2 separate regions of the Mus musculus genome follow, and region 1 is linked to region 2. Evidence: chromatin contacts called from ENCODE Hi-C or POLR2A ChIA-PET data. All regions are on one chromosome and are shown on one strand. The core of a region is the stretch at or near the end of the contact, and the rest is flanking DNA. Distances in the headings are between cores, read along the strand shown.

What was found. A loop is a pair of places that touch in the nucleus more often than their neighbours do. ChIA-PET counts read pairs that join two places held with the same protein, here RNA polymerase II (POLR2A).
Region 1: a map of T-helper 17 cell shows a loop between it and region 2 (2.6-fold over the local background). The contact joins the promoter of Cops6 here to the promoter of Mospd3 in region 2. A Hi-C loop is called at or near these places in 1 of 37 maps with a recorded cell type or tissue (T-helper 17 cell). POLR2A ChIA-PET finds 5 or more read pairs at or near these places in 1 of 5 experiments (embryonic stem cell).

Annotation. Positions count from the first base shown.
Region 1 is chr5:138,159,171-138,163,411 of GRCm38, reverse strand. It overlaps Cops6 (COP9 signalosome subunit 6), which reads right to left and starts at 2,310. Exons shown (of 10, transcript NM_012002.3): 1 at 2,230-2,310; 2 at 1,915-2,037; 3 at 1,607-1,738; 4 at 1,187-1,275; 5 at 1,028-1,090; 6 at 630-677; 7 at 168-282; 8 at 1-85. The coding sequence starts at 2,299.
Region 2 is chr5:137,599,106-137,603,362 of GRCm38, reverse strand. It overlaps Mospd3 (motile sperm domain containing 3), which reads left to right and starts at 2,655. Exons shown (of 5, transcript NM_001254762.1): 1 at 2,655-3,092; 2 at 3,311-3,386; 3 at 3,540-3,769. The coding sequence starts at 2,888. It also overlaps the pseudogene Gm7285.

The DNA.
Region 1 (4,241 bases), core at 1,061-3,560, 560 kb before region 2:
GAGGCCTTGACATATTCTAAAATGAGCTTCACACGGCTGTGCAGCATCTTGATGGCACTATGCTGAGCTATCAGGTGTTCAGCCACTGCAGGGGAATGGGGCAAATGAAGGGCGGCCTGTGGCCACACCCAACCCCTACCTCCAAAGACTGAATTCCCCTCCCTTACCAGTGGAGTTCTCCCCACTGCCTGTTGCTGTCATCCGGGCCACGTGGTCTACACCGATCCGTTCAGCTTCCTCAGTGGCCAGAGTGTAAGTGAGCTCAGCAAACAGCATTGTGGCCTGCAGAGTAAAGAGTTCTCAGATAGGGAGAGTCAGGAAACAGACCTAGGCCTAGGCAGATGGCTCAGCAGGTAGAGTACTTGCTGCACAACTGAGGATCTCAATTTAGAGCCTCGGAACCCACATTAAGTGAGATGTGACAGCATGTGACTGTAATCCTGGAACCCCTACAGCAAGATGGGAAGTGGAGACACAATTCCCAGAAGCTCACAGGCCAACCTGCCTGGCAAACAAGTGAGTCTGTCCCAAGGTAGAAAGCTAGGATGGACACCCAGGGTTGTCCTATGCCTGCACACGGCATGCAGGAAACAGGCTAAAAGGTTTGAAGGTTGCAGGTTATATATTACCTCTCCATTGATTATATCGATGACAGACTCAAAAACGCTGACAGGAAGCTGTAAAAACACAGACGGAGACAAGAGAACAGCTCTTACTAAAAGCAAATGCACTTGAACTTACACACATGCCAGGCTGGCTTTGAACTCACAATCCTGCCTCAATCTCCTGAGTGCTAAGATTGGTTACAAGTGTTGTCACCACACTTGGCTCATGCTTTCTCTAGGTTTTACACACATTACATATGGAAACACCACTGAAGAGATGAAGTCACACAACTGATGGGTGTAAACAGCAGGGTAGAGATTCAACTCAAGCTTTCTCTAATACACATAATGTCGGTAAATTAGAGCAAAGGCATAGTGGCAGATGATCAAGAAAAAGGGGACATTGGGTCAACAACACTCACATCTGTGTGCTTGGTCATAGGGTTCAACTTCAGAAAGAGCGGACTCTCAATTATCTCACACACCTAGAAGATAAGGCAAAGCCCAGGAAGAGTCAGTATCTCCTCTTCCCCTAACCTTCTGTTCATTTCCCCAACATGCACATATTTGAGCTTCTATACCTGCTTATGGACGTGGATGTCTGAGGGGTCAGGTGGCCCCCCTGTGGTATACCAACCCAGAAACTCCAGCTCCTTGAAAACCTGTTTAACTGGAGAAGAAGGGGCCAGAGTAAATATTCCTTTAAACCTCTCTTCCTTAGTTTGATGGGCCTGGTGTGTTCTTTCCGGTTCTCCCCTCCCTCCTCATATTTTGGGTCAGTTTAAAATAACTACACCTAACTAACCTTGAACTTCTGACCTCTTGCCTCTATCTCCTGGGTTATATGGTACTGAGGATTGAACTCTGGTCTTCCCGAATGTTAGGAAATGCACTTTACCCCACTGCCCTACATCCTCAGGCCTTTTATTCTTTAAGACAAACAAAACAAAACAAAAATCTTCCCACTTTTCCTTCCCCACCCACTTCTATTCCCCTCTCACACTGCTCCTCCTTGGTGTAATAATATTCTTTGTCAATGATAATCTTCTCTTCCACGGTGTGGGACAGCAGCTCAAAGGAGTTCATCACTTCGATATTTCGCCCCTCCTGCTTCCCGATCAGAGCCCCAATCACTAAGGGGAGAGAAACAGAAGCGCAAGGAAACTAGGTGAGGAACAGGCGTCTCGGAAAACCTTTCCCGAGTCGGCGTGAATCAACGACTGGGGAAACAATAATTTGGAAGAAAGGGCGCAGGGGAGTGACTGGAGGAAATCTCCAAGAGATTTTGAGATTTACACACAACACTCACCCTGCATAGGCCGCCCCTCCTGGGAGCGCATGCGGATCCAATGGTCTGAGATGTTAAGGATGACAAGGGGATGAAGAGCGACGGAAACACTCCCAGTCACTCCGGAGGCCATCACGCTGGGGACTGTTAAAGGTGAAAGGAAAACATAGCGGCTGAGAGCTCGGGCCCACACATTTTCCCCTAGACATGGAAGCAGGGGACCAGCAGAGCCCGGCCGTCCATCGCTGCCCTCAAGTTATCCTGGGACAGGTTTAAGAAGTACTCAAGACCACTTCTCAAGGGCAACTCCAGAAGTCGGTCTGCGCACCCCGTTACCTGCTGCATCCACTTCCATGCCGCTGCTGCCTCCGCTCCCATTCGCCCCCGCCGCAGCTGCCGCCGCCATTTTCCCCGCGCCCGCCAGCCACGGCCCGCCCCTTTCCTTCTCGGCTTCCGTCGGGGAGCGGTGCATGCTCAGTGTATACTTGGTGCTGCTAATGGGCGGGGCAGCTGCCAGTACTTAGTAGCTCAGGGTGCTCTGCGTGTTGTGCTGCTGCTAGCGGTTCTCATGTAAACCAGCCTGGCCATGAGTTCTGTAGTGTGTATCTGAAGATGGCTTTGAACTTTGATCCTCTTGCCTTTACCTCCCAAGGAGGGCTATTAGTTTCCAGGTCTCAAGTGGATACACTGTCAATACTAAACACAGAGAAAATTGCGATCAAAAGGAGGAAAGGCTGTAAAAGGGAATGGGGAAGACAATTTATTCAGGATATAAAATTTTTCATGTTGCATATAATCTATAGAGACTTGATCACTTGTTTGTTGAGATAGGGTCTTACAATGTTGGCCAGCTGGTGGGAACTTGCTATTCGTCTAGGCAGACTTCTAGGAGATCCGCCTTCCTCTCCTTCCTGAATGCTGAGATTAAAGGTGTGTACCATACCCAGCATGCCTAGCTTTTAAAACGATGTACTGAGGATCTAAACTCAGGTCCTAACACTTCATCCCCTGAGCCATCTCCCCAGTAGTAATTACTCTTGAATTGTTCAGCTTCTTCAGTTTCAAGACAACCTCTTTACACAACTTAGCAACTGCTATTGGGAGGGCTTGTGGCCCACGCCTTTAATCACAGCCTTTAATCGAGGCGGGCAGACCTCATGAGTTCAAGGCCAGCCTGGACTACAAAGTGAGTTCCATCACAGCCAAAGCTACACAAACAAACCCTGTCGCACAAACAAAAAAAAAAAGGTGGGGGGAGGGGAAGAGTTGCCTTGGTCATGGTGTCTCTTTACAGCAATAGAACAGTGATTAAGACAATTACTTGTAACAAAAAAGAAAACCAAAAAAAAAAAAAAAAAAAAAAGACAATTACTTGCCCAGCATGGTGGCACACGCCTTTAATCCCAGCACTTGGGAGGCAGAGGCAGGCGGATTTCTGAGTTCGAGGCCAGCCTGGTCTACAGAGTGAGTTCCAAAATAAAAAAAATAAAAATAAAAATAAAAATAAAAGAAAACGTTTCCTACTTGGACAATAACTAAGGCTAAGCGACCTGCTTAAATAGCCAAGAAAGAGTATTTGGTCCACAATCATTCATTTGGGGCCAATAACAGCCATTTTTTTAAATTTTTATTTTGGTTTTTCGAGACAGGGTTTCTCTGTATAGCCCTGGCTGTCCTGGAACTCACTTTGTAGACCAGGCTGGCCTTGAACTCAGAAATCTGCCAAGTGCTGGGATTAAAGGTGTGCGCCACCACCGCCCGGGCTACTTTTTATTTTTATTTATTTATTTTTTTTACTAATCACAGTCACTGAAGTATGTGCTTTGGACCAATCATGGCTTTGCACTGATTCGCAGTAGTCCTTCCACTAGGGAAAGGGCTCCCTTCCTGTCACGCTGGAAATGCTTTCAGGTTCATCTACATTTCATAGGGGTCTATGACAGCAAAATATCTGGTAACAACTATGTCAAATACACTGGAAAATCAGCTTCAATCTTTACACAGCTGTCTCAAGACTTCTGTTGTGTGTCCCAGATTGCTGGTGCTAGTCTAAGGGTCATCTAGCTAACTTATGAGACTGACAGTCCTTTTCCTCAGGGCAGCCTGGACAGTGAGAGAGATGGGTACAATAGATGATAATTAGATAGTTAAGTTGCCCTATTCCCAATGTCTTTGGTTAGTTACATGAAAATAAACCTTGGGAGTTTTTATACTATAAACCTAAAGAGATTTCCATTAGAGGAAAAACTGAAGGAAGGGAAGGTCATCATTAGTGCTAACAGCAATTTAACAATATTCTTAAAACACTCAACCCCTGTCTAGAGCTCAAGGAAAGCTGGGTTCCCTTC
Region 2 (4,257 bases), core at 1,406-3,905:
CAACCATCTATACTGGGATCTGATGCTCTCTTCTTGCATGCAGGTGTACCTGCAGACAGAGTGCTCATATACATATAAATAAATAAACCTAAAAAGAGAGAGAGAGAGAGAGAGAAAGACAGACAGTGGTGGTGCACTCCTTTAATCTCAGTACTCAAGAATCAGAGACAGGTGGATCGCTGATTTCCAGTCCAGCCTGGTCTACAGCCAGGGCTAGTCTTGAAAAATAAAGAAACAAAATAAGCACACAAAACCAAGCAAAAGCATGATAAATCAGTTGTCAGGGAAGTCTTTCCCATAAAAATAACTTAATTTTTTTTAACATTTATTATTTACTTATTATTTTTGGTTTTCCAAAACAGGGTTTCTCTGTGTAGCATAGGTTGTCCTGGAACTCTCTTTGTAGGCAGATCCACCTGCTTCTGCCTCCCAAGAGCTGGAATTAAAGGCGTGCACCACCACACCTAGCTTTACAGTTACCCGTTGAGGTGTACACGTCCACACTTCCACATATGAGTATGTGCATATATACACACAGCTCTGCTCACATGGAGGTTGGTTCTTCCCTCCCACCAAGTGAGCCCTGAAGATGCAACTCAGGTCTTTAGGCTCCACACGAACACCTTTACCACGTGAAACCATCTTGCTGGTCCAATGTTGTTGCTTTTGATTTTATTTTGTTTTGAGATAGGGTCTCACTATACCCCCTGGCTGGCCTCAAACTCAGAGAGATCCACCTGCCTTTGCTTCCAGAGTGCTTGGATTTGAGGTGTGTGCTACCATATCTCTCCCCACCTCCAATGTTTGTGGGTTTTGAGACAAGACTTCACTATGTGGCCATGGCTGGCCTAGAACTCCCTTTGTGTAACAGACCAGGTGAGTTTCAAACTTGTGGCAATCCCACCTGTCCCTACTGAAACTACAGGACTGTGCCTGATTACTTTTGGTAGTTTTCTTTTCCTTTTTGTTTTTCTGTCTTTTTTCTAATCATATTAATTACAGATGAGTTTTACAGAAATAAATTGATCAATTTGTATATAAAACGTGTATAAATGTATTTTGATCACAATCACCCCCACTGTATCTCTTGTCCCCTATCACCTTCCCCTTTCCAAATGGTTCTCCTGGTTTTTTGTTTGTTTGTTTGTTTTTTAACTATGAATGACACTTTATTCAGTCATTTTCTTTACAACTGAAACTCTGGGAATTCAAAATTAACATCCTTGCCTGTGAGCTTCTTGTACTCACCAGAAAAAGTTTCAACCTTGTGTTCCACGTTGTTCTGCTGTGCTTTGTCTAAGTGAACTTTTATGAGCCGGCTGCCATCCAGTTTCACACGGATCCTCTTACCCACAATTTCACTTGGGAAGACTAAGTCCTCAAGGATGGCATCGTGCACTGCTGTCAGGGTGCGGCTTCTGGGGCGCTTCTTGCTTATTTTTCGTTCGGCTTTTCCGGGTTGGCTTGGGCAGAATCCACCTCTGAGCAATGAGGACTACATTCTTCCCACTGAACTTTTTCTCCAATTCACACTAGCCGGACTTGGATTTTCTGGAAAGATTTAAGCTGAGGAACTGGTACAAAAATTACGATAGCTTTCCGACCACCACCAACTTCAATTTCCTTGGCTGCGGTGATGTTGAGTTCCCGCAGCTGCGCCTTGAGATCAGAATTCATCTCCAGCTCGAGAAGCGCCCGAGAGATGCCAGACTCGAACTCGTCGGGCTTCTCGCCATTGGGCTTCACGATCTTGGCGCTCGAGCTGAACATGTTCGTCCTGACGGAGCGCCGGCTTAGAAAAAGTTCTCCTGCTTTCTTGGTGGTTCCTGTTTTGGTTTGTAGGCACATCTTTAGTATCGAAAGTTTTCTTTACATGTATATGACCCACGTATTGTCAGAGGTCAAATGAGGGCGTTCGATTCCCAGAAACTGGAGTTATAGTTGTCACTATGTCTATGCTGGAAGCGAACCTGGGTCCGAACCCTTCAGCACTAACCCTCTTATTTAAAAAAAAAAAAAAAAGTTCCTGCCTCATCCAGTTCTGCTTATTGATTACTGACTTAATCATACGTTTCCCAGGCCCAGATAAACAAACGCTAGGTCGTTGCTCACAGTCCCGCCTCTCGCACTTAACTCTCAGACAGAGAAGGAACTCAGGACACATAAAATTCTTACCAAGATCAAGCCAATCAGTGGTGCCAAAGGAGGCGTGTTTGGTCTTTGAAGAACACCAATCAGCGAACATTGGGGCGGAAGGGATTCAGCACCCACCAATAAGAGAGGCCGTACGGCGGAAGTGCATAAAGGAACTCTCGGGAAGATGGCGCCCTTAATTTGGTCACAAGTTGACCGGAGGAAACTTTGACCGCGAGGTGATTATCACAGTACAAGCGGCTGTTCACAGGCGGGATCCCGAGCAGAGCATATGCCGAGCTCAAGGAAAGGGCACAGGGACACAATTCGGTGACCTGGAGGTCAGGGACTCTCAAAGAGCAGAGTCCGTCAGGAGATCGGAGCGGGAAGACCCGGAAAAGGCGTGGTCAGAAACAGGGCGGGTTTACTGCGCCCCAAACCGGAAGACCCGGATTGGGAAGCGACGAGGCGGGACGGATTTTAGCCAGGTGGGCGTGGCCACTGCGGTGCGGTTTGGGGGCGGGGCCTATAGGAACCTGGGGCCCAGCTGGCAGGAGAGGAGGTTTGGGAACCGGGGCCCGGGGCTGCAGGATCCACATCTAGCGGGGTTCCAAGGCAGTGGTGACATCAGGCCTCGCTCTGCTCATGATCTCCCCCTGTCCTCTTTTCATCCATCGCGTCACTAGCCCTAAACTCTAAGACCCTCTTGTCCTCCTGAGCTCTGCCCTCGGATGTCCGACCGCCCAGAGCCTGCATGCGCCGTGGGGCGCCCCAGGACCAGGAGCTGGTGGGTCCGGGGGCCCCTGGGCGGGGGTCCCGGGGCTCCCCTCCTTCCTCAGGACCCGTTGTCCCGGTGCTGGTCTTTCCCCCGGATCTAGTATTCAGGGCGGACCAGAGAAGTGGACCCCGGCAGCTGCTGACCCTCTACAACCCCACGGGAACTGCGCTTCGCTTCCGAGGTGAAGAGACGGGCGCCTTAGAGCTAGGGCTCTGGGGGTTAGTAGCAGGATATGGGAAGACTGTGTGGGCTGGAGGAATTAATCAAGAGGCAAGATGCCTAGCTTTGGGTCTGAAAAAAAAATCATGTCCATCTCCGGGGTTGCTGACATGAGGGGCCCCGGTGGAGCACTATAAGTAAAACTTGCCTAAGATCTCTTCGCGTATCTTTATCTGACAGTTCTGTGCACAGCACCTGCCAAATACACGGTATTCGATGCAGAGGGATATGTGAAGCCTCAGTCCTGCATTGACATGTGAGTGGGGAGGTTGGGGAAGCAGCCAGGCACCACAGCTACCTGTTGTCTTTTCTCCTGCTGACTGCAGTCACTCTGGGAAAAGTTTCTGGGGAGGAGATCTGGATTTACATGGTTGGTTGCCTCTCACTTCCTTTCCTCCCAATGGTTCAGTGTGATACGGCACGTGGCCCCCGTCCCCAGCCACTATGACGTCCAGGACAGATTCCGCATTGAGCTGTCTGAGGAGGGGACTGAGGGACGAGTGGTTGGAAGAAAAGACATCACCTCTGTTCTTCGAGCCCCAGCGTACCCCCTGGAGCTTCAGGGACATTCTGAGCCAACGCCCAACCCAGGGCCTCCTGTGTGGACAGGACTGACCCCAGCCAGACATCTTCAGGAGAGTGAGTTGAACAGATTCTTTGTGTGTGTGTGTGTGTGTGTGTGTGTGTGTGTGTGTGGTATTGTGTATATGTATTGTGTGAGTATATGCATGTGGGTCCTTATGCATGGACTTGAGCACATGTGCAGTCTCTTCTCACCCTTAGTTGTTTTGAGACAGGCTCTCTCATTGAACCTAATATACATTCATTTGTAGACTGGATGGGCGGTGCAGAATCCAGAGCCTCCACCGCCCAAACACTGGGATTATAGGCATACACTTCCATGCCCAGTTTTAAGTATGTTCTGGAGAACTGAACTCAGATCTCCATGCTTGCATGGTCAGCCCTTTTTTTGATTGAGTCATCTCTCCACGGGTCTTGGTTTTCTGCAGTACTGGGCAAAGGCCTACCAGGTACCAAGTACTGTACTGCTGAGCAGTAACCCCAGCCCTGCACTGGGGACCTCTGTAGGGAGAGAAGACGCAGTCGCAATACCCTAGAAAGAAACT